Linked DNA regions of Homo sapiens: region 1 is linked to region 2. Evidence: read pairs that join two places in POLR2A ChIA-PET (ENCODE). Cell type or tissue: HepG2. All regions are shown on one strand. Links, peaks and the distances in the headings refer to the core of each region. The heading gives the core; the rest is flanking DNA. Region 1 overlaps RHPN2 (rhophilin Rho GTPase binding protein 2). Region 2 overlaps GPATCH1 (G-patch domain containing 1).

Region 1 (9,948 bases), core at 2,054-7,053, 98 kb before region 2:
GAGCCAGGCCAGATCATGGCGGACCTCACGCGTGTGAGATGAGGGCTCTCGCTCCTGTTCTGCGTGAGACGGGAGCCCACTGGAGTGAGAGCAGGGGACTGATGTGATCTGACCTGCACGACCAGGCTCTGAAGGGGCAGCAGGAAAACCCGCTATGAGCAGGGCAAGCCACGTGACCTCTCTGGGTCTCAGTTTCCTCAGCTGTAAAATGGGGATGCCACGAGACGCACCTCATAGTGTTGTGTGGGGTTTAAGTGAGTGAATGTTTGTTAAATAAGCACTGTACACATGTGGCTTCCACCAGGGCAGCAGGATTAAAGTGGCCAGATTTGAGATATGTTTTCTAAGTACAGCCAAAGGGATTTGCTAATCAAATGTAGGGTGAGAAAGTAAGACAAGAGGTTAGGTGTGGTGGCTCATGCCTGTAAACCCAGCACTTTGGGAGACAGAGGCAGGAGGATCGCTGGAGGCCAGGAGTTCAAAACCAGCCTGGGCAACATAGTGAGACCGCATCTCTACAAAAACCTTTTTACAATATTAGCCGGGCGTGGTGGTGCATGCCTGTAGTCCCAGCTACTCAGGAGGCTGAGGCAGGAAGATCACTTGAAGCCAGGAGTTCGAGGCTGCACTGAGCTGTGATTGCACTACTGCACTGCAGCCTGGGGGACAGCAAGATGCTGTCAAAGAAAACAAATGAAAGAAAAGGAAAGAGGAAAGGAGGGAGGACGGGTAGATGGGGAGGAGAGAGAGAGAAAGGAAAGAAGGAAAGAATAAAGGAGAGAGGAGAGGAAAGGGAGAGAAAAGGAAAGCAACAAGGAACAAGGAAAGGAGAGGAGAGGGGAGGGGAGGAGGGGAGAGGGGAAGGGTGAGGGGAGGAGAGGAAGGAGGGGAGGGAGAGGGAGGACCAGAGGAGAGAGGAAAGGAGGGGAGAAGAGAGGAGGAGAGAGAAGGGGAGCGGAGGGTAACAGGGGAGGGAAGAGGAGAGGAGAGAACAGGAGAGGAGGGGAAGGGAGGGGAACAGAGGGGAGGAGAGGGGAGGGGAGCAGAGGGGAGGGGATGGGAAAGAGGAGGAAAGAAAAGAAGCGTGGAGAGTGAGTCCAAGGTTTCTGGCCTGAGCACCTAGAGGGGTGGGAGTTGCCATCACTGAGACGGAGAAGCTGCGTATGTGTGCATGGGTGGTGCGCAGAGGGGCAGGTTAGGGTGGTGGAGGTGAGGTCTGCACATGGGAAGAGATATTCACACTGAGACATGGCAGAGACCAAACCAGGACACTGCATTACCAGTCATTAGGTGTTCTTGGTAATTCAGCCATGCATAAGGAAATCAACAAACGTCTCCTTCCCTGTTAGCGTGACACATGCCACCCTGTGGACCCCAAGGGAGATGGTTAAAGTCCTGGCTCCACAGTGGGAGGCCTGGGTGCTATGGAACCCATGAGAACACAGCCTGGGAAGCCCTCTGAGGCTCAGGACCGCGCCTCATGACTTCTGAACCCAAAGTGGCCACGATGACTCGGAACACCCCCCTCTCCCGGGCCCTCTTCAGGGACCTCTCTGTGGCTGGCTGTGAGCAGGACCAGCTGGGCACCAAGTGGGGCCCACATCTGGGTGCAGGGGGACACGCACCCAGCTGTCGGCGCTGCTGATCATTCTTCAGTGTGGCCAAGGGTGTCAGCCCCTCTGGCATGTGGTCGTAGAGCTGGGACAGGCACTTCTCCTGGTGGTCCAGATCCGTGCCTGGCTTCACTGCAAAGAGAACCACAGGTTAAATCCCCTCTCATGGACCTGGCCACAGACCCACGTAGAGATTTCTCTACCATGTCTCCAGCTTCCTTTTTTCTGCAGTTTCACAAGGCATTTGGGATCATGGGTCTCCTTTCTGCCCCCGGACACACCCCAGGCCGTCTAACCCTCAAGGTTTTCTTTTCTTTGAGACGGTCTCACTCTGTTACCAGGCTGGAGTGCAATGGCACAATCATAGTTCACTGCCGCCTTGAACTCCTGGGCTCAAGTGATCCTCCCACCTCACCTCCTGAGTAGTTAGGACTACAGACATGCACCACCACATGCCAGGCTAATTTTTAAATTTTTTTGTAAAGACAAGGTCTTGCTACATTGCCCAGGCTGGTCTCAAACCCCTGGGTTCAAACGATCCTCCTGCCTTAGCCTCCCAAAGTGCTGGGATCAAATGTGTGAGCCACTATGCCTGGCTACCCCAAAGCTCTTGCTCACTGGGACCAGTCACACTCCAGAGGTTCATAATTTTTTTTTTTTTTTTTGAGATGGAGTTTCGCTCTGTCACCCAGGCTTGGGTGCAGTGGTGTGATCTTGGCTCACTGCAACCTCCACCTCCCGGGTTCAAGCGATTCTCCTGCCTCAGCCTCCCGAGTAGCTGGGATTACAGGCACATGCCACCATGCCCGGCTAATTTTTGTATTTTTAGTAGAGATGGGGTTTCAGCATCTTGGCCAGGCTGGTCCTGACCTCGTGATCCACACCGATTTCGGCCTCCCAAAGTGCTGGGATTATAGGCGTGAGCCACCACACCCGGCAAGGTTTGTAATTTGACCCTGAGCCCCCACACGCTACCTCCTCCAACTCACCCACCACACAGAACCTCCTGGCATAGCCCAGACCCTGTCATGCCCGGCCTGCACCCCTCTGCGGGCCTGCACACCTGCAGCAGAGCCCCTTCCTGCTTCAACCACACCCTTCGTGGCGCGCATCCTGCTCTCAAACCTCACAAAACCACTCTCCACTTCCCCAGCACCCTCCGCCTCTGTTCTGTGCTCAGACACTTTACTCCCTCTAGGCTGACCCTTCCCTCCTGTGCAGATGGAAAAGTTGAACTCAAATGTCACTGCCTCTAAGAAGCCATCCATGACTGTACCATGGAGTCCACCTGCTGCTGCATTTGTGTCTCTACAGCAATCACCGAGGCACTATATGGTATTTCTATTTGTTTTCACATCTTGTCTCACCTAATAGACTATATAGTACTAGGAGTGGCGGCTCACACTTTCAGAGAACCTACAGTATATAAAGCATTATTGAGCTTTGCGTACAGGCCCTTCGTTTTCGTTTTCATGACAGCCTGTGAGGCAGGTTCTCTCCATATACCCATTTTACAGATGAGAAAATTGAGGCAGAGGACAGCTAAGTAACTTGCCCAAGGTAAAACAGCTCATTCATGGAAGAGCTGAGATATGAACCCAGGAAGTCTGGCTCCAGAGGCTGTCTTTTTAATTCCTTGGGAGGCTGCCTGGATTAGTACTCATTAGATCAAAAATCCCTGGCCAGGCACCATGGCTCATGCCTGTAATCCCAACACTTTGGGGAGGCCAAGGCAGGACAACTGCTTGAGGCCAAGAGTTTGAAACCAACTTAGGCAACATAGTGAGACTCCATCTCTATAAAAAAAAAATTTTTTTTAATTAACTGGTGTAGTGGCATGTGCCTGTATTCCCAGCTATTTGGGAGGCTGAATTGGGAGGATCGCTTGAGCCCAGGAGTTCAAGAAGGCAGTGAGCCATGATCATACCACTGCACTCCAGCCCCATCTCTAACAATAAAATAAAATAAATAAAATAATAAAATAAAATAAAATTCCGATCATCACAGATTTTTTTTGCATTAATTTTTATTTTATTATTATTAGTTTTTTTGAGATGGAGTCTTGCTCTGTCACCCAGGCTGGAGTGCAGTGGCACAATCTCGGCTCACTGCAACCTCCACCTCCCTGGCTCAAGCCATTCTCCTGCCTCAGTCACCCGAGTAGCTAGGATTAGAGGCACGTGCCATGCCCTGCTAATTTTTGTATTTTTAGTAGAGACAGGGTTTCACCATGTTGGCCAGGCTGGTCTCAAACTCCTGACCTCAAATGATCTGCCTGCCTTGGCCTCCCAAAGTGCTGAGATTACAGGCATGAGCCACAGCACCTGGCCTGCATTAATTTTGATTCTTTTAAAATATTACCTTAAAATGTTACTTATCTTGATGCCAGCATTTTTGGCCTTCCCTTAGATTCTAGATTCCAGGTGAAAATTCATCCTCTTGCACCCAGGCAGAATTAAAGGTGCCTCTTCTTCCTCCCTCTAAAGAAGCTTATAACCCCTAACCCCACCATGGCCTGTGCGGCAGCTGCCTCAGTCATGGGTCACTCCCATCCTCTGCCTTCAGCCTGTGAGCATCTCCAGGGAAGGCAGTTAGCTCTCACTCAGCTCAGAATCGCCCCTGGGGCAGCTGGACCACAGCCCTCGCCAAACTCCCGAACCCCCCAGGCCTTACCCTGGTGGTCGATGAGGAGGATGGCAGTGAAGTAGTGGGCCAGGGCCGCGTAGTGGTGGGCCTTCACGCAGGCTAAGCTGGCCCAGGAGTAGGGGATGTTCTCTTTCACCGGCGCCTGGCTCATGGCTGCGTGTAGCTGTTGGTAGACCTCTCCCACCTGAAATAGAAGGGACACTGGGAAGGGGCAGCCCGGCACAAGGGCCCTCATGAACCCATTTGCAGAGAAAGAGCCCTTTCTTCTTCCCATGCAACAGCCCCTGCCAGGGGCTGCTCCAGAATCTGGGAGCAACTCCAAGAGACCCCTCGTTCTGTCATTGTCACAGTTAACAGGGGGATCAGGCTGCTGTCATTATGCTGGTTTTTAGGTTAAGCTGCAGATGGAATCAGTGATCTGTATCTGAAACACCAACACTTGCCAAGAAAACTCAAGCCAGCAGTACTGGCCGGAGCTGGCACAATGCCCAGGTCACAGGCAAGCTCCCATGGGAAGGCCCCGCTACTTCCAGTGCTCCTGTGCCAGCATCTCCTGCCCACTCCCCAAAGTCACAGGAACCAGGGAGTCCTACCTTAGCAGCCTCCTGAGCCACCTTCACCAGCATGAAGAATTCATTCCGGATCCCAGGAAGGCTGATTTTCTCAAACACGCTTTCTTGGGCTTGTGCAAGCATCATTTTGACGAGCACGCTGAGCATGGCAGGGCTCATGTCGTAACTTGGAGTATGGGTAAATGTGTCTTTCAGGTAATTTAAAACCCCTAAAAGTGGAAAATGTTTTGCCCATTAGTTCGGGTTCATATTTACTTCATCACGTTGCTATAGAGAAAGATAGGAGGCCGAGTGCGGTGGCTCATGCCCATAATCCCAACACTTTGGGAGGCCGAAGTGAGCAGATCACTTGTATCAGGAATTCAAGACCAGCGTGGGCAACGTGGTGAAACCCTGTCTCTACAAAAAATACAAAAATTAGCCGGGTGTGATGGTGTGCGACTATAGTCTCAGCTCCTCTGGAGGCTGAGGCAGGAGGATTGCTTGAGCCCAGGAGGCAGAGGTTGCAGTGAGCTGAGATCTCACTACTGCACTCCAGCCTGGGTGACAGAGCAAGACTCTGTCTCAAAAAAAAAAAAAAAAAAAAAAAAAGGAAAAGACAGGAGAAAAAAAAAAGAACCGGTGTCCTACAACATATTAAAAAATTTGATTCTCAATTATATGGTCCAGCAATTCCACTCCTATGATATATATCCCCAAACAATTGAAAGTGGGGGCTTAAATGACACTTGAACACCCGTGTTAATAGCAACATTATTCACAAGAGCTGAAAAGTGGAAACCACCCAGACGTCCATGAGCAGATGAATGATTAAACACAATGTGGCCTATCCATACAACAGAATATTTTTCAGCCTTAAAAAGGAATGAAATTCTGACACATGGTACAGTGTAAATAAGGACATTATGCTAAGTGAAACAAGCCAGTCACAAAAGGACCAATATTGTAGGATTCCATTTAGATAAGGTACCCGGAATAGTCAAATTCACAGAAATAGAAAGGAGAATAGAGGTTAGCTGGGGCTGGAAAAGCGGGCAATGGGAAGTTATTGTTTAACTGAGTACAGAGCTTTGCTTTGGATGATGAAAAAGTTCCGGAGATAGCTGGGCACAGGGGCTGCTGCCTGTAATCCCAGCTATAAAGGAGGCTGAGGTGGGAGGGTTGCTTGACATTAAGAGTTCAAGACCAGCCTGGGCAACGTACTGAGACCCCTGTCTCTTAAAAAATATATACTTTTTAAAAATGTATTTATTTTATTTATTTTTGAGACAAGATCACACTCTGTTGCCCAGACTGGAGTGCGGTGGCACAATCATGGCTCACTGCAGCCTCAAACTCCTGGGCTCAAGCGGTCCTCCCACCTCAGTCTCCTGAAGAGCTGGGACTACAGCCATGTGCCACCCTACACCAAGCTAATTTTAAAATTTTTTGTACAGATGGGGTGTCCCTATGTTGCTCAGACTGGTCTCCACTCTTGGATTCAAGTGATCCTCCTGACTCAGCCTCCCAAAGTGCTGAGATTACAGGTGTGAGCCACCTTGCCTAACCAACAAAAAAAGTTTTTAACTTCTGGAGATGTTTAGTGGTAATGGCTGCACAACACTATGAATGTACAAATGCACTTAATGCCATTGAACTGCACACTTAAAAATGGTTAAAATGTGCTTCTGGTTGGCAGGATAATTTTAAAATTTTTAAAATTTAAGATAATAATTAAAATGGTAATTTTATGTTCTGTGTTATTTTACTATAATAAAAAAACTGGTTAAAATAGTACATTTTAAGTTATATATGTATATTTTAACACTATTTATTTATTTATTTATAAATAAACACCCAGGCTGGAGTGCAGTGGTGTGATTTCAGTTCACTGCAACCTCTGCCTCCCAGGTTCAAGCGATCCTCCTGCCTCAGCCTCCCAAGTAGCAGGGATTACAGGTGTCCACCACCACACCCAGCTAATTTTTGTATTTTTAGTACAGACGGGGTTTCACCATGTTGGCCAGGCTGGTCTCGAACTCCTGACCTCAGGTGATCTGCCTGCCTCGGCCACTGAAAGTGCTGGGATAACAGGCGTGAGCCACCCCACCCAGCCTTTTAACCCAATTTTTAAAAATTGGATTACCTTCCAAAACACATCTCTATTGAGTAAAGAAACCAGCCTGCTCCCCACAACTCCTGTGTCACCTGGGACAAAATTCCATCACGACAGGTATGGAGATGCAAGCAGACGGCAGGCAGAAGGACTAAGGGGCTCACAGGGGACCAGGCTCACACATAAGATCTGAGTCATTCAGCAGTCCAGGGCTTTTCCCCTGGACCTCAAGAAAGATCTATTCTGGCCAGGCGTGGTGGCTCATGCCTCTAATCCCAGCACTTTGGGAGGCCGAGGTGGGCGGATCACCTGAGGTCAGGAGTTCAAGACCAGCCTGGCCAACATGGCAAAAGCCCATCTCTACCAAAAATACAAAATTAGCCAGGTGTGGTGGTGCACGCCTATAATCCCAGCTACTCCGGAGGCTGAGGCAGGAGAATCACTTGAACCCGGGAAGCAGAGGCTGCAGTGAGCCGAGATCTCGCCACTGCACTCCAGCCTGGGCGACAGAGTGAGATTCTGTCTCAAAAAAAAAAAAAAAAAAAAAAAAATCTCAATCCGTCTGCTCCAATGGAAATTTTCATGCTGCAGCCTTCCTCTGACTTCTTTGTAGTTTAGAAAATTAACTGTCCAAAGCGCTAACTGACAATCAATCTGGAACTGAAATAGAATCTCTCATATGAATCCCATCCAACTGGTTCCTCTGGTTTTGTTGCTGAGCAAAAAAAAAAAAAAAAAAGCCCTGCCCTGCGGAGGGATGGCACCTGCTGTTTTGAGCTGCGAGCTCCATGGGGGTTCCCTCACACTCCCCACTGTTCTCCTACTTGCTTCATTTCGTCTATAGTTTGTCTCCATTGATATAATCTCAGAGACAGGACACAGAGTGCCTGCCTAAGATTCCTCAGAAAGATGAGTCCAGAAAAAAGATTTACAGCAAAAGAAATCAACTCATACTTGGAATCTTAGCATATCGCTTCATCCCGATAGACCAATCTTTTATTTTTTTAATTAATTAATTATTTTTTGGGACAGGGTCTTGCTCTGTCGCCCAAGCTGGAGTGCAATGGCGCGATCTTGGCTTACCACAACCTCGGCTGATCCTTCTGTCTCAGCCTCCCAAGTAGCTGAGACTACAGGCATGCACCACCAGGCCCAGCTAACTTTTGTACTTTTTGTAGAGATGGAGTTTCGCCTTGTTGCCCAGACTGATCTCAAATTCCTGGGCTCCAGCAATCCACCCACCTCAGCCTCCTAAAGTGCTGGGATTACAGGCATGAGCCACCATGCCCAGCCTATTTCATTAATTTAAAAAAAAAAAATTCTTTTTAGGGATGGAGTCTTACTCTGTCACCCAGGCTAGAGTACAGTGGTGCAATCATAGCTCACTGCAGCCTCAAACTCCTGGGCTTAAGTGATCTTCCCGTCTTAGCCACTGGAGTAGCTGGAACTACGGGCATACACCACCACGCCTGGCTAATTTTTAAATATTTTGTAGAGATGGGGTCCTCCTGTGTGGCCCAGGCTGGTAGGACCAATCATTATAACATCAGAAATTTCACGATGAGTCAAAGTGGCAAAGCTATGGTTCTTCACAAGCTTGCAGGGCAAAGTGATATCAAACAATGATCCACACGGGTGGAAGGGGATCACACCCCAAAGCAGAATGTCGATGATCAGCCCAGAAGGCAACACGCTATAGAGCTAGCGTGGGGAACACACTGTGGTCTACACTGTGCCCTGCTCTTGCATCCATCCCCACGTGGAGTCTGACCCAGACACAGCCCTGCTATGGGGGAGCAAGGCAGAACCCGCAGGCACAGGTGAGCCAAGCCAGGCTCACCCACAGCGCTGGGTCTGTTGACCCCAGTCCTCTATAGGTGTAAGCACTAGGCTGCTTTTCTCCTCAACACCGCACCTCATTCTCATACTAAGATTACCTGAGGTCAGGAGTTTGAGACCAGCCTGGCCAACATGGCAAAACCTCATCTCTACTAAAAATACAAAAATTAGCCAGGCATGGTGGCAGGCGCCTGTAATCCCAGCTACTTGGGAGGCTGAGGCAGAAGAATTACTTGAACCCAGTAGGCAGACGTCGTAGTGAGCAGAGATTGTGCCACTGCACTCCAGCCTGGGTGACAAGAGCAAGACTCTATCTCAAAATAAACAAATAAATAAAATAAAATAACAAAAGACAGTTCCCAGAAGAAGGGAACTGAGCTATGAGACATCCTTTGAATGCATCACTTGACAAAGGGTTGAGAACACCCACCTCATGCTGGAGAAGTTGGCAGAATGCAGGTGATATAAAGGCATGGAGGGGCAGGGTGCGGTGGCTCATGCCTGTAATCCCAGCATTCTGGGAGGCTGAGGCAGGCGGAACACCTGAGGTCAGGAGTTCGAGACCAGCCTGGCCAGCATGGCGAAACCCCATTTCTACTAAAAATACAAAAATTAGCCAGGTGTGGTGGCGGGTGCCTGTAATCCCAGCTACTCAGGAGGCTGAGGCAGGAGAATTGCTTGAAACCAGGAGGTGGAGGTTGCAGTGAGCCGAGACCATGCCACTGCGCTCCAGCCTGTGCAACAAGAGCAAAACTCCATCTCATAAATAAATAAATAAATAAATAAATAAATAAATAAATAAAGGCACGGAGAGTAATACGCACTGATAAGGTACACCTAATACAAGAAAAAGAAGCCTACAGTTTCACTATTTGGGAAAAGTTATTCTGCTCTTCATGACAGTGTTGAAAGAAACAGTTATGCACTGCCATCCCAGGGGCCACTTGTCTGGAAAAGATCGTCAGCCACAGGATTCACCATGTACATCAGCCATCCCAGACTGAGGTCTGAACCACCGAGCAAGTTTTTTTTTTTTTTTTTGAGATGCAGTCTGGCCTCGATCTCCTGACCTTGTGATCCACCCGCTTTGGCCTCCCGAAGTGCTGGGATTACAGGCGTGAGCCACCGCGCCCGGCCGGAGCAAGTTTCTTAATGGGAAGTTACACCAGAGCTGGAGACTGGT
Region 2 (9,948 bases), core at 3,228-8,227:
TGGAGTTTCGCTCTTGTTGCCCAGGCTGAAGTACAATGCGCGATCTCGGCTCACTGCAACCTCTGCTTCCCGGTTCAAGCGATTCTCCTGCCTCAGCCTCCTGAGTAGCTGGGATTACAGGCTTGCGCCACCATGCCTGGCTATTTTTTTTGTATTTTTTGTAGAGACGGGGTTTCTCCATGTTGGTCAGGCTGGTCTCCAACTCCCGACCTTGTGATCCACCCCGCCTCAGCCTCCCAAAGTACTGGGATTACAGGCATGAGCCGCTGCGCCCAGCCTTTTTTTTTTTAAATTTTTTGTGGAGGCGGAATCTCACTATGTTACCCAGGCTGGTCTTGAACTCCTGGGCTCAAGCGATCCTCTCACCTCAGCCTCCCAGAGTGCTGGGATTACAGGTGTGATCCACCGCGCCCGGCCTGGTCGGGGTTTTCTATTTGTAGTCACTCATGACTATTGCATTTGAAATCTCTTTTCTAGATCCTGGAGTCAAAATCTATGGCTGTGCATTACCCCCTGGAAGCTCGGAAGGATCTGAGGTATTGCATGGTGTGACTGACCTTCACTTTGGTACAACAGCACCTGTTTCTGTATGACTGTGAAATTTGGTTGGAGACAATTTTAGAAATCAGATCCAATAACTATACAGTTAAATACTCATACCCTAAAGCTATCCTCATTATATCAGCATACATATTCAGCAACATGCCAGCACCACAGATACCCAGGTCTGTTCAGCTTCATAAAATGGAGTTGGTGTTAGCATCCTTTGTGCCAGAAAGTGATTTAGTCATTTATAACAGCACCAATGAAAGTTTGCTAATTGTTCTGTGTGGCATTAATCACTGCGTTTTCAATTAGTATTTTGTGGGTTTACTTTGCATCCTTCAGTGACTCACCTTAATTCCACTTTAAACGGAAATAGGGTGAAGATGATGACTACTTGCCTGATAATGTGACCTTTGCACCCAAAGATGTCACACCTGTGGATTTCACACCTAAAGATAATGTGCATGGTCTAGCTTACAAGGGCCTGGATCCCCACCAGGCACTGTTTGGAACTTCGGGAGAACATTTTAATCTTTTCAGTGGTGGTTCTGAGAGAGCTGGCGATCTTGGAGAAATTGGACTGAATAAAGGAAGAAAATTGGGAATTTCAGGCCAGGTAAAATTATTTTCTATTTTATAAAGGGGGAGTCATTGATAAATGAGTCTACTTTCTTTCTTTCTTCTTTTTAGAGGTTCTTTATTTTCTTTTTTTTTCCCCCTAATCCTCAAGTGGAATCAGGTCAAAGATTCTTTCTTAAAATGCATTTTTAAAATGGTGACTTTGCCATTTCATTATTACCATTTCTGTTTTTTTTTGAGACGGGGTTTCGCTCTGTTACCCAGGCTGGAGTGCAGTGGTGCGATCTTGGCTTACTGCAACCTCTGTCTCCTGGGTTCAAGTGATTCTCCTGCCTCAGCCTCCTGAATAGCTGGGATTATAGGCATGTGCCACCATGCCCCACTAATTTTTGTATTTTTAGTAGAGACGGGGTTTCACCATGTTGGCCAGGCTGGTCTCGAACTCCTGACTTCAGATGATCCACCTGCCTCGGCCTCCCAAAGTGCTAGGATTACAGGCATGAGCCACTGCGCCTGGCCACCTTTTCTTTCTTTCTTTCTTTCTTTTTTTTTTGAGACAGAGTTTGACTCTTGTTGCCCAGGCTGGAGTGCAATGGCGCGATCTCGGCTCACCGCAACCTCCACCTCCCGGGTTGAAGCGATTCTCCTGCCTCAGCCACCTGACTAGCTGAGATTACAGGCATGCGCCACCACCCCGGCTAATTTTGTATTTTTAGTAGAGATGGGGTTTCTCCATGTTGGTCAGGCTGGTCTTGAACTCCTGACCTCAGGTGATCCACCCGCCTCGGCCTCCCAAAGTGCTGGGATTACAGGCGTGAGCCACTGCGCCCGGCCCACCTTTTCTTTTTATAAACGTGTTTTTTTTTCAGTCTTTTAAACAAAAATGCTACTTGTTAGAGGCTCCTTTCCGCAGAGAGTAGGAGTTCTTCCAGCGGGCAGTAGAGTAGCAGCGGCCCTTAGACCCCAGCCACCAGCGTTGGCCCAGGCCGCATTGATCAGTTGATGAACATTTCTTCCTTTCTCCTCTTGGAAGCCACATTTCCACCCCTGCACTGCTGCTTGGCTTTGTTCTCCACTCCTCTTCCTGTGCTGGGACCTGGAGCCATGGCTGTTGTGGGGACTGGAGGGCAGTGTTGGCAGTAGGGACATGGCATTCACCTCTGGTCACTGTTTTCCAGAAAACTTGTGTGTGTGTTGGTCGATCTGGGACCCCCGTTCACTTCTCTCTTGGTGATCTTGAAGTGCTAACATGGTTTCCAATCACATCCTTAAAGTAGCTTTATCCCTGAAGATCCCAGACATACCCTAACACCTGTGCTCAGTTTGAAACCTTGTTTTTTTAAAGGCTTTTGGTGTAGGTGCCCTGGAAGAGGAAGATGATGATATCTATGCCACAGAAACTCTATCCAAGTATGACACTGTTCTGAAGGACGAGGAGCCTGGAGACGGACTCTATGGCTGGACAGCACCCAGGCAGTATAAAAACCAGAAAGGTAATTCGACAGCCACAAACCTAATGGCAGGACCAAGTGTCAGGGTATCAGGAAGGAGGGGCTGCAAGAGCGATACAGGAGCACCAGCCTCTGTTGTTGGTCAAAGTCACGGTAAGAAACAAAACAAAGAAGCGAGGCCCAGCATGGGAAGTGAAACAAATGCAGGATTCAGACCTGGCCAAGGCCAAAGCCAGCTGTCAAGGTGGGGCCCAGGTGGGAGGGAGGGAGAGGTCTGTAATCAGGGAAAGAGGAATGCCTGGACCAGTGACCACATGGCTGGTCAGAGCTGGCAGTGGGTCAAAGGGAAGCACCCAGAGCTCGAGGAACTGGGCAGGTGGCCAAAGGAGGCCAACACATGCAGCAGGTCAGAAGGTCAAGCCAGGGGACCAGGAGGCAGGTACACCAACAGCCTGCAGCAAGATGGAGCTGGGCGCCCAGTCCGTCTTCTCCCTTGAGTCCCTGGCTCTGAGGAGGCTCTTGTTGGGATAAGAGGCTGACATCTCTCAACACAACTTTAACTTCATGCTGTGTTGAAATTTCAAGGTGAATCAGATCCTGTGGTTTGAAGTCACATTTCAGTTGTTTCCAGAAAAGGTGCAGGGCCAGACAGTGTAGAGTCGGTATTAGCAGCATGTGATTTGGAGTCAGTCAGACCTGGGTTTGGATGCCAGCTCTCCATTGCCCAGCTTTGTGACCTTAGGCAAGGCTCATAACCTCTCTGGGCATTGGAGTCCACATTTGTAAAGTGAGGATAAAATCCACTCCAGAGGTGGTTGTGAGGATTAAGTGGCATAACTCAGTGTCTGGCAAAGCACCTGTCCCAAAGACTGAAGAAGTGGCACCTACTATTCTTTGGTTATCATACAGTCATGTGTCACTTGACTGGGATGGTATGACAGGGAACCCAGGGTTTTACACAGGACACTGGAAGGGCATGTGTACCCAGTGTTAGGAGACTTAACCTCCGGGTGGTCAGTGGGCTGCTAGTACTTACTTCCTTTTTTTTTTCCTTCCAATGTTTTTCTTTTTTTTTCCCCTGAGTCATTTAGCTTCTGAGCCTTCTTCCTTTTGCCTCCCTATAGTTTCTGATTTCTGTCCCCAAACTATGGATTATTTTTATATAACTTAAATGAAGATATATTAATATATCATAATATACTATTTAATTTTAATACTATATTATAATCAATATACCATTATATATTGTATATGATTTATATTTTATATAATTAATATATCAATACTATTGGTATATTATGTAACATACCAATACATTATTACATAGTAATGTATTGATCTATTTTAATTATTCATTATTTATTAAAAGTGGTGGGAGTATGAAATTGATAATATCCTATATCTGTTAATATAAATGATATTTAATATACAACATATTAATAACAATATATCAATCCTTTAATAATTAATGATATGTAATGACATATATTTAAGTCCGCCTGCTGAACCACATCTTTCACTTTTCCCTCGTGCACCAGCTTTGCCCCCAGCTGATTGGTTCTCACTCCTTCCACTGAGCTCCGAGCCTGTCCTTGTCCCTCTCTGCTGTGGCCTCTCTCCCCCAGCTTCCTCTCTCCCCCCCTGCAGGGTCACAGCATCTGTAGTTTTGACTGTATGATTTTCTATTCGGTGAATCTATCTTTATTTTACCTAGTCTCCACGGTTGATTTTTTACATTTTTAAATTTTTTTTTTTTGAGACAGAGTCTCACTCTGTCACCCAGGCTGGAGAGCAGTGGCATGATCTCGGCTCACTGCAACCTCCGTCCCCCGGGTTCAAGCGATTCTCTTGCCTCAGCCTCCTGAGTAACTGGGATTACAGGTGTGCACCACCACGCCCAGCTAATTTTTTTTTTTTTTTTTTTTTGAAGAAGGAATTTCCCTCTTGTTGCCCAGGCTGGAGTGTAATGGCCTGATCTTGGCTCACCACAGCCTATGCCTCCCGGGTTCAAGCAATTCTCCTGCCTCAGCCTCCCAAGGAGCTGGGATTACAGGCGCCTGCTACCACGCCCAGCTAATTTTTGTGTTTTTAGTAGAGATGGAGTTTCATCATGTTGGCCAGGCTGGTCTTGAACTCCCGACCTCAGGTGATCCGCCCGCCTCGGCCTCCCAGAGTGCTGGAATTACAGGCGTGAGCTACCATGGCTGGCCATGGTTGATTTTTAAATTCTCATTTTTTTTTTCCATGATCAATAGGGCTATAATGAATATTTTTCTGATTCTGTCTTTATGTACATTTGTTTATTTCTTCAGAATTCTTCAGAATGAACTCATAAACATGAAATTTCTGGGTTTTGAGATAATACAAGTTCCAAGAATGTGAAATTGAATCCCACATTACCTGAAGAAATTTTAGTAAGTTCTAGAAGCTTTAAAAAAAGCCCAACATGCCAGGTGCATTGGCTTACACCTGTAATCCCAGCACTTTGGGAGGCTGAGGCAGGCAGATCACGAGGTCAGGAGATCGAGACCATCCTGGCCAACATGGTAAAACCTCGTCTCTACTAAAAATACAAAAATTAGCTGGGTGTGGTGGCACATGCCTGTAATGCCAGCTACTCGGGAGGCTGAGGCACGAGAATCACTTGAACCCAGGAGGCAGAGGTTGCAGTGAGCCAAGATTGTGCCACTGTACTCTAGCCTGGTGACAGAGCGAGACTCCATCTCAAAAAAAAAAAAAAAAAAAAAAAGCCCAACAGGAGTCAAAGCACAAAGAATGGTTTTGTGGGGAGGGGAGAGATGTGGTGGTGCTGAATGATGAGTGGCTAAAAGCCTTAGCTCATCTGCACTGCTTGCTGTTCCTGCTTCAGGCCTGAGCTCCTAGCCTGTGAAAGAGCTTTTGATGGTCATGTAGAAGGGGCTTTTTTTTTTTTTCAGAAGGGGCTTTTGAGTGCAGAGAATACAGTTCATTTATACGGACTTTTGGCGTAACCAGTACGTGCAGGAAAACCTTGAGAATCAAATCAAAGAGCTTTTGTTGGTGGGGTTGTCTCTATGACCAGAAGACGATCCCCACCTCCAGGTCAGAGGGCATTGGTCATTCAGTTTCCTATGTCTGTGATCTTTATGTCTTGTTAAAGATTACAGGCTGACCTGGTGGCATTGCCTTTCATCCCTATTTGGATTGTTGCTAAGGAGATGGCCAGGTAGTCACCCTGTAGTTCTTCACCTAGTTTTACACATGACGCTCTCACAGTTGTGATTTGTATTTTCCTCCATGCTTGTCCTTTTGGTGGTTTTTCTTGATCTTTTACTCCACGGGGTATATCCTTTGGTGCCCCTAAGGTACTTCTTCTAAAAATCACGTCAATATGCTTGTCTTGGAGGACCACAGCCTTGTGACCTGGGTAGCCCAATCTGTCCAGGGCGGTGTGGGCCGGGCCTTAGTCACTGAGTCAACAGAGGTGTGGGGCTTTGCTTACCACTTGTTCTTCCCTTTACTGCTGCTGTTGAGTGATAGCATGTATGACACGTACTATTTATGTTCTTAGAGATAAGAACGTAAAATGCTGATGTGTTCTGTCTTATTCTAATCATCTCTACTTCTGGAATTAATCTATGACATCATTTTGTAGAATCAGAGAAAGACCTTCGGTACGTTGGCAAAATTTTGGATGGATTTTCCTTGGCTTCTAAACCTTTATCTTCTAAGAAAGTAAGAAAAACTTTTTTTCTTTCTTTTTTTACTGGTTTAGTTCTTAAAATATTTGCTGCTATGTGATCTGAGTTCTATTAACAACAGGAAAGATAAGTAAATTCTGTTTTCAAAAAACAACAGCCTGGTTACTAGTGATTGTCTAGAAAAACATTCTACATTAGAAATACCAGGGCGAGGCGCAGTGGCTCATACCTGTAATCCCAGCACTTTGGGAGGCCAAGGTGGGTGGATCACCTGAGGTCGGGAGTTTAAGACCAGCCTGACCAACATGGAGAAACCCCGTCTCTACTAAAAATACAAAATTAGCCGCACGTGGTGTCGCATGCCTGTAATCCCAGCTACTAGGGAGGCTGAGGTGGGAGAATCACTTGAACCCAGGAGGTGGAGGTTACAGTGAGCCAAGATCACACCACTGCACTCCAGCCTGGACAACACGTAAAACTCTGTCTCAAAAAAAAAAAAAAAAAATCAGTTGGCCAGGCGTGGTGGCTCACGCCTGTAATCCCAGCACTTTGGGAGGCCAAGGTTGGCAGATCACCTGAGGTTAGGAGTTTGAGACCACCCTGGTCAATATGGCAAAACCCCATCTCTACTAAAAATACAAAAATTAGCTAGGTGTGGTGGTGGGCGCCTGTAATCCCAGTTACTCGGGAGGCTGAGGCAGGGAGAATTGCTTGAACCTGGGTGGCAGAGGTTGCAGCGAGCCAAGATCGCACCATTGCACTCCAGCTTGGGCGACAAGAGCAAAACTCCGTATCGAAAAGAAAAGAAAAGAAATATCAGTCAGTAGCTACATTGTGATAAAAATATCTAATTTCTATTTTTTTTTTTTTTTTTGAGATGGAGTCTTGTTCTGTCACCCAGGCTGCAGTGTAGTGATGCAATCTCAGCTCACCGCAACCTCCGCCTCCCAAATTCAAGCGATTCTCCTGCCTCATCCTCCTGAGTAGCTGGGATTACAGGCGTGCACCACCACGGCTGGCTAATCTTTGTATTTTTAGTAGAGATGGGGTTTCACCATGTTGGTCAGGCTGGTCTTGAACTCCTGACCTTGTGATCCGCCTGCCTCAGCCTCCCAAAGTGCTGGAATTACAGGCGTGAGCCACCGCGCCCGGCCGCTAATATTTCAAATTCAAACTTCAAGTGAGTGGTTATTTACATGAAAAGAGACATACATTAGAAAGAGAATGAAATTGCTATGATTCTAGGGGAAATGTAGGTTAAGGAAAAGTAGAAAACATTCAGAAAGCTGGATAACCCATAGCCCTGGTTCCTCCCCATGCTCTGAAGCTAGCAGGGGCAAGGTTCCCTGGCCTCCTCAGCTGGGGCCGAGCAGAAGGGAGAGAAGCCGTGTGCAGGTGGGTGAAGTTGGAGGAGAGCTCTGCGTGCCTTTGCAGATTGCTTTGTTTTTGTGAGATGCTGTCACAGCCACATGTGAAGCTCTTAGGCCACATGGCGCTCTTCCTGTCACCACCAAAGTCACATGCTCACAGGCACACTCAGGAGGGAGTTAGGGTGCTGGCCAGCCCAGGAGGGGTGTCTGGCCATCTGCCTTGTCAGCATTCCTGTTTTAGATTGTTTCACGCTTTAATCAGCTTTTTGTTTTTTATTCAGCAAACATTTGTTCAGTACCTCTAAGGATTGGCCTGTGCTTGTCTGGGACACGGGAGGCCAGGGGACAGTTTTGATTTGTTTCATTGTGATAGTTCATGTGTTGTGATAGCCAGCAGAATATATCTAGGACAGTGTCGGGCATACAGTAAGCTGCTATTATTACCAGAAATGTCAAATAACATTAAAGGAAAATGCAGGTGTTTTACATGTATGAAAAGGAAGCATAAGGCCGGGCACGGTGGCTCACACCTATAATCCCAACACTTTGGGAGGCTGAGGCGGATGGATCACTTGAGGTCAGGAGTTCGAGACCAACCTGGCCAACATGGCGAAACCCCACCTCTACTAAAAATACAAAAATTAGCCAGGCATGGTGGTACGTGTCTGTAAACCCAGCTACTTGGGAGGCTGAGGCAGGAGAATTACTTGAGCCTGGAAGGTGGAGGTTGCAGTGAGCCAAGATTGTGCCACTGCACGTCTAGCCTGGGTGACAGAGCAAGACTCCATCTCAAAAAAAGAAAAAAAAAGAAAAGGAAGCATAGTTTAAAAATGATGGAGAAGCACTCACTGGTCCTTAGGATAAATAGGCCAGCCTGGCCCCAGGTAGCTCCCATCCAACAAAGGTAGCAGATACACAAATACAGAGTCGTGGGCAAACATCCCTAAGTGGAGAGACACAGTCCTGGGGGTTCCTGGCGCTTCTCTGGAGTAGGGCTTTGGGCAGGAACACTTCAGAGGAGGGCTGTGTTCATCTAGCCTTTCACACACAGATTTAGATGGTTCTCTAGATCTGAATCTAGAGGTCAAACAGAACAATGATTTGGCAGACAGACAGAGAGAAATACTTTCAATCCAAGACTGGGCATGGTGGCTTACGCCTGTAATCCTAGCACTTTGGGAGGCCAATGCGGGCAGATCGCTAGAGTCCAGGAGTTTGAGACCAGCCTGGGCAACATGGTGAAACCCCATCTCTACAAAAAATACAAAAAAAAAAAAAAATTAGCTGGGTGTGGTGGTATGTGCCTGTAGTCCTAGCCTCTTGGGGGCCTGAGGTGGGAGGATTGCTTGAGCCTGGGAGGTCCAGGCTGCAGTGAGCTGTGATTGGCTGCTGCACTCCAGCCTGGGCAACAGAGTGAGACCCTGTCTCAAAAAAAAGAAAGAAATACTTTGAATCCCATGGAGGATATAGAGAAGTTGTGGACACACTCCTCCTTTCTGCCATGTTCCTCTGGGTTTTTGTGTGGTGGTAACATGAGAGTGTTTTCTGGCTGATTTGGGGGTGTGTCTCCAGAAGGTGATGAAGCTAAGATGATAAAAAAACAGGATTTCTTGACAATGATAACACCACTCTTTCATGGACTTTCATTGTGCCAGGGGCTTGACCCAGGCTGTGTATTTTAACAACCACCTGGGGAGCTTGGGGAACTCCAGTTATAGCAGACTCTCTGGGGTGGGGCGCAGGCATCAGTATAGTTACAACTCCTCAGGCGAGTCCAGCATGCACCTGGACCTGAGAGCCAGCGGAGAGAGGGGCCGGGAGAGAGGGGTCAGTGCTTTCAGCCACAGGGTTACTTCATCATGGACTTCAGCTTTCATGTAGCTTAAAAATCTAGAGAATATTTCAGTGTGAATTTGGGGGAAAAAAATAGTAAAGAAAAGTCTAGAAAATAGCTTAAATAACAAACACGTGTGGATTTGTTAGACCAAGAGCAAGGGAGACCATTTAATGCAGTTATTTAACAATATTTAGTACTTTCCTTTACCTTGTCTGCTGTGCCATCATTCATGCCTGTCAGTGTTAAAAATCCCCAAATTTCCCAAACAGATTTTCATTTCACTTCCGTCAACTTTTAAATTAAAGTTTTTAAATTCCTGTCCCCACTCCCCTCCTAGCTCCTGGGCCAGGTCCTCTTGGCTCTACTCACATTATTCATAGTAATATCTTGGATGAAAAAATAGGCCAGGCGTGGTGGCTTACGCCTGTAATTCCAGCACATTGGGAGGCTGAGGCGGGTGGATCATTTGAGGTCAGGAGTTTGAG

What was found. ChIA-PET counts read pairs that join two places held together with the same protein. Peaks named below come from ENCODE experiments on the same cell type or tissue, not always from the same donor. Only the 100,000 strongest peaks of a DNase experiment are listed, where the experiment ranks them.
Region 1: POLR2A ChIA-PET joins it to region 2 with 6 read pairs; 4 of 35 experiments call an interaction of 5 or more read pairs at or near these places.

The regions. Positions count from the first base shown.
Region 1 is chr19:32,997,961-33,007,908 of GRCh38, forward strand. RHPN2 (rhophilin Rho GTPase binding protein 2) reads right to left here. Exons shown (of 15, transcript NM_033103.5): 8 at 4,853-5,040; 9 at 4,287-4,443; 10 at 1,626-1,745. Among named protein-coding and RNA genes, the nearest start is that of FAAP24, 31 kb to the left of the region's middle. In HepG2, for the core only: no CTCF peak of the experiment used is centred there; no DNase peak of the experiment used is centred there.
Region 2 is chr19:33,095,285-33,105,232 of GRCh38, forward strand. It overlaps GPATCH1 (G-patch domain containing 1), which reads left to right. Exons shown (of 20, transcript NM_018025.3): 6 at 478-536; 7 at 923-1,162; 8 at 2,471-2,618; 9 at 6,211-6,290. Among named protein-coding and RNA genes, the nearest start is that of GPATCH1, 19 kb to the left of the region's middle. In HepG2, for the core only: no CTCF peak of the experiment used is centred there; DNase peaks (open chromatin) are centred at 5,637 and 6,027.